Linked DNA regions of Mus musculus: region 1 is linked to region 2. Evidence: chromatin loops called from intact Hi-C (ENCODE). Cell type or tissue: left cerebral cortex. All regions are shown on one strand. Region 1 holds the start of Esco2 (establishment of sister chromatid cohesion N-acetyltransferase 2). Region 2 overlaps Trim35 (tripartite motif-containing 35).

The links. Peaks named below come from ENCODE experiments on the same cell type or tissue, not always from the same donor. Only the 100,000 strongest peaks of a DNase experiment are listed, where the experiment ranks them.
Region 1: it touches region 2 in a loop (2.9-fold over the local background); 2 of 42 quality-filtered maps call a loop at or near these places.

What each region holds. Positions count from the first base shown.
Region 1 is chr14:65,832,435-65,834,934 of GRCm38, forward strand. It overlaps Esco2 (establishment of sister chromatid cohesion N-acetyltransferase 2), which reads right to left and starts at 1,535. Exons shown (of 11, transcript NM_028039.2): 1 at 1,368-1,535; 2 at 230-307. The coding sequence starts at 294. In left cerebral cortex, a CTCF peak has its summit at 1,480; a DNase peak (open chromatin) is centred at 1,616; H3K4me3 peaks cover 574 bases.
Region 2 is chr14:66,298,285-66,300,784 of GRCm38, forward strand. All of the region lies in intron 1 of Trim35 (tripartite motif-containing 35), which reads left to right. Among named protein-coding and RNA genes, the nearest start is that of 1700001G11Rik, 2.4 kb to the left of the region's middle. In left cerebral cortex, no CTCF peak of the experiment used is centred here; DNase peaks (open chromatin) are centred at 343 and 1,441; H3K4me3 peaks cover 1,750 bases; H3K27ac peaks cover 1,544 bases.

The DNA.
Region 1 (2,500 bases), 470 kb before region 2:
AAGATCTCAATTAGCTTGAGGCCAACCAGGTATAAATAATTAAGACTGTTTCAAATAAACAAATCACCAAAGGGCTGGAGGGATGATGGCTCATCTGTTAAAAATATTCTCCATGTATTTTTCCCGATTAGCTACTAAAATACCCTATGATAAATTTTCTGTAATAGACACTGGCAAGACTGGATTTTTTCATATTTAAAAGAGTTCATACATACAGGTTAAGACTTACCTATCATCATTATCAGCATTCAGTGTATATCGCTTCCTCTTTCTTGGAGTACAAGTTGCCATCATCTTAGTTAAATTCCTAAAGGCAGCAAATATGTCAGTTATAATAAAGTCACCAAAAGGATAGAAAACGCACCATGTCAAAATTGTTTATAAATCTTGATTCTAAATAAGTGACTGCAAATAAATACCCAAGGGAACATTGCTTTTTGAGATAGTGCTTCACATAGCAGAGCTTAGCCTCAAATTCAAACTCATTCACTCTGTCGCCAAGGATAAACTTGAACTCTTGAGCTTTCCAGAACTGGAATCACAAGCTAAGTCACCAGGCTTGGTTCCAAGAAACAGATTAAGAAAAACAACAACGAACCAACCACAGAAAGACAAACAAAACCTAGTCAGGTGTGACGGTGCAAAATGGGAGGCATAGGCAAAGGGACCCTGAGTTTGAGGCAAGCCTGGGGTACAGGGGGTCTCAAAAAAAAAAAAGCAAAGCAGTAAGCTATGTATTAGAGAAGTAAACAGTGATAAAAGGGAAGGAGGGTGGGTTGGGGAAATACTGCGCTACAGTAGATGAGAGTGATGAAAGGTGATCCTACTAACGAGGCCGGGTGGAACCCTAATTGGGGTACACTTCCCTTTAATTAAACCAGTCACATCAAGTTTTGGCACTCCTGGTAGGCCTTTGGCACTAGCCTCCTTCCATGGCTCCTCCATATTCCACTTAGCACACTTTCTGACTGACCAGCCAGTCATCTTCACAGCCTGCACGTTCAGGGAAGGCAGAGATTGCTCACACCCTTCCTGGAGGTCTGAGCGAGGTAATATGGGTGGGACAAGTCCTCCCCACGGGTCCCGGCGGGGCTCCCTCACCTCACTAGGCAGCTTGCTAAAGTCAAGCCGCGTCCCTTAGGGAGATAATTCTAGAATGTTCTTTCCTTCCTTTCCCCTTCCTTCGGAAAGGGTATGTCAGTCCCACAGAACTCCACAAGCGCGACCTCTAAGCCAACCCGAGCGTCTACGGGGCAACAGGGAAGCCCTCTCCTTGCCTGCGTGAGAGACGCTGGCACCCAGAGCGGGAGCCCCGCGGGAGGAGCAGGCAGCGGGCTACGTTCAAGGCCCTTGCCCCTTGACGTTACCTTCGTTCCTCAGTCTCCTTCTGGACCGGCGTCCACGCCTGCGGGGGTACCGCACGAAATGACCCCTCTGCACCTCAGCAAGCTTACGACCTTGCTCACAGGAACCCGGCGCTCCGCCAGTGTGTTCAAATTCACGCGCGCTACTTGAGACCAACGCTGCTGCGTACTGATTCGTCACTGCTCAGGCGCTTCCTAGAGCCTGCGCCGCGATTGGCTTCTCGCTAGTCATTGCCCCGCCCTCCGGCGAGGAGGTCTCCGAGATTCTCCCGCCCTTGAGAGGCAAAGCTGGTCAGGGGGAGGGAGTTGGGGGGAGGAGTTGGGGAAGAAGGAAGGCACACCTCCTGAAATCCTGCAATAACTTCAGGCTTCAGACCGACGCCCGTAACAGTGCATTCTGGGAATTGTAGTTTATGGCTCAGCTGAATTGGAAGTTAAATTCTGAGGCAGTTTGGTGCAAACAGCTAACGAAAAGTGACATCCCCAAGATACTGGAGGCTCTTATTTTTCATATTTGAAGCCCTATTGTTGGTTTTGCGTTTTAGAAAAAAAAGTGAGATTTTCAGTTTCCATTTTACTATTTTATTATTCAAATTATGGTGTGAATGTTTGCTAAATTTGGTTACTTTATATATTTTTAAAGATTTTATTTATTTTTTGACTATGTGCATGCCTGCAAGTGAGTATGTGTATGTGAATGGAGATACCAGCATAGGTCAGAGGAGTTGAATTCCCTGGATCAAGTTTAGACAGTTATAGGTCACCAAATGTGGATACAAGGAATTGACCTCAGGTCCTCTGCAAGAGTAGTCTGTGTTCTTAATAGCTGAGCCCAATCTCTTGAGCTGGATCCTTTACATGTTTTATTTCACGTACTCCTTACACAACCTATGAAGTTTGTATTATCATTCCTCATTTACAGAAAATGAAAACGAAGGCCTGAACACAATCACTATTTACAGGGAAGGCCTGTGGCACTCCAACTCCAATCAAGTGTCTTTTGGCAAGCAGAAATGTTCTTAAAACACTCACAGGCTTTTAAGGAGTTATTAGTGTCTAGAAGTCTCAGACAAATGTTGAAAGGAAATAAAACTTGAGACCTGTGAGTCACGTAATGTATGTCAAATAGCCCAAAG
Region 2 (2,500 bases):
TTGTTACTTTTCTCGTTTAAAGTCATTGATGTACTGAAACAGCTAAATTTGTTTCATCAGCCACTAACACACGGGTCAGACCCACAGTTGGGAGGGCCCAGGGTTAGCCACTAGGAAGCCTGACATAGTGAAAAGGAGGTACTGTAAGAGCCCACTGGGCCTGATCTTCAGACGCCCTTTCTCCACTTGGTGAAATGTCTTTTTTTGAGAATCAGCAGTTGATGGCAGCTCCATACAGATTGGAAGCAGAGCAGATGGGTGCTGTCTACATCCACGTTCCTCCAGTTATCCATCATATTAGCTCAGCAGTGGTTCATAGTGCCTGTTCCCTCGTTCATTAGTGCTAGATCTCTTATTTGGCATAGCTGAAATAGACAGCCTAGAAGTTTAGGTCCTGGTTCGAATTCCCCTGGGCTAGCAAAGGTACTGATTAGCATGGGTGGTGTCCTCAGAATGGGGTAAAACATCAACCGAAGGCCTGTGATCCAGGGGACAGAGAGCGTGTGGGCCTGGAGACTGCCTTCTGTTCTTGCTGGCTGCCTCGTTTTGATTAGGAGGTCCGAGGGACACTGGAAGTGAGATAGGTGGTAATAATTCCCACTCTCTGGGAGCTTCTAGCAAAAATCTAAAGAACCTAGAGGCATTAACCAGGTGAAGGAGGTGAGGGGAGGTTTTTGCAAGAAGATGCTGCAGCATATAGAAGATTCTAGAAGAGAGGAAGCTTTGGACACCAGGTGAGGCCAGAAGGCTGAAGTCTTATTCTGCATCTTAGAATGGTGGTGCAAAGCCAGTGGGTGCTCAGTGTGAGTGAGCCTTGAAGAGCAGGGAGTGGGGCTGATCTGAAAGATCCCAGGAGTCCTCAGGCTGTGTGCTCAGCCAGATGCAGTGTGGCCTCTTCATGATGTATTCATGTGTGAAATAAACATCCTAAGAACCTCTTTGATTCTCACACCCTGTTCTAGATATTGCGGCTGCTTAAGTCCGCAAGACAGCCCCCCTGTTCTACTCAATTTCATCTTGACACAGCCTAGGGTCGTCTGAGGGGATTTCAGTTGAAGGATTGCCTCAAATGGATCAGCCAGTCAGAGAGATTGTCTAGATTGGTGATGGGTGTGGGAGGGCCCAGTACATTGGTCCTGCCTGGGTAGTGTAAGGCCAACGTGGGCTCTTCCATACCAATCAGAGGGGATGTCTTATAGACAGCATACCTCCATTATTTCCATAATTTCTACATTAGTTTTGCTTGATTTCCTGCCCTGATATCCCTCAGTGGTGGAGTATGACTAGGAAATATAAGCTGTAATAGACCCTTTCTTCCCAGAGTTGCTTTTTGGTTGTCATGGCAGCAGAAACCAAACAAGAACACTGTTTGCAGTAGTCGACATTTCAGAGGAGTTGGTGAGGCAGTCATTAGATAAGCTGGTTCAGTGTGGTTGGAGATGGGTATGGCTTGTTAAGGGAGCAGGCAGCATAGGAATGACCCACTGTCAGGTAAGAATGGTGAGATTGACTAAGCTTGGCCCTGCCGGGTACCCTCAGGAATCCCAGAGGTGGGTGCTTAGAAAGATCCCTTTGGCCTCCGTGTTGATAACCCAGCAGCAATAATCTCTGAGGATTTCTTACTCTGTGTTAGGTGCCCTGAAGTATTAACAAAATTTACTGTCCACAGAACCCCTGAAGCTGTATGAGGGTTAATCTTGACTGTGGCAGTAAAGTACAACTTCTTGAGTGCCTGCAAGTGTTCCAAGAATGGGACCCTGACCCTGTGAGTGAATCCTGGTTCATCACTTGATGGCCTCCTGAGGAGGTTAGGTAAGGTAGGAGACAGGGCCTAGCTTGAGGAAGGCAGTTTGTGGAACTGTTCTTGGAGGCTGTGTCCTAAAGCTCCTATCTCTGCTTCTTGGCCACCTCTGGTCCCCCCCCCCCCATACTCCCACCCCTGTGAGGGACAAAGCTGACACTTTCAGAGCAGCAAAATGAAGAATTCTTTTCTCTGGTTGTCCTGTTGGGTTTGTGGTTCACAGTCCTGCAAAAGTAATAAAGGTTGTGTGTGTTCGTTTTTCTATCACTACGGCGGGGCAGACACATTCATGGGACACTGAGGGGGATGGTGATGAGCTGGGACTTTGTCCTGATGCAGTGGGACCTGATGGAAGGAAGGGTGACAAGATTTTGGAACATGTCATAGCGGATCAATCCAGAGCTCAAGAAAAAAACCTGAATGCTCAGAGGGACCAGAGGAAGTCCTCGAGTACAGTGGTCACAGGTTTGCATAGACACACTTTGTGTGTGTGTGTGTGTGTGTGTGTGTGTGTGTGTGTGTGTTAATGGGGTTGTGGTGTGTGTATGTATGCAGGGGCTAGAGGTAGGCAAGGTCAGCCTTTCCTTGATCTCTCTCTCGTTAAATTTTGACACCGGGCCTCACACTAGATCTGAATCTCCATTTTGAGCTAGGTTTGGCCATTGAACTCCAGGGATCCAGAGCTGAGACTACAGGTAT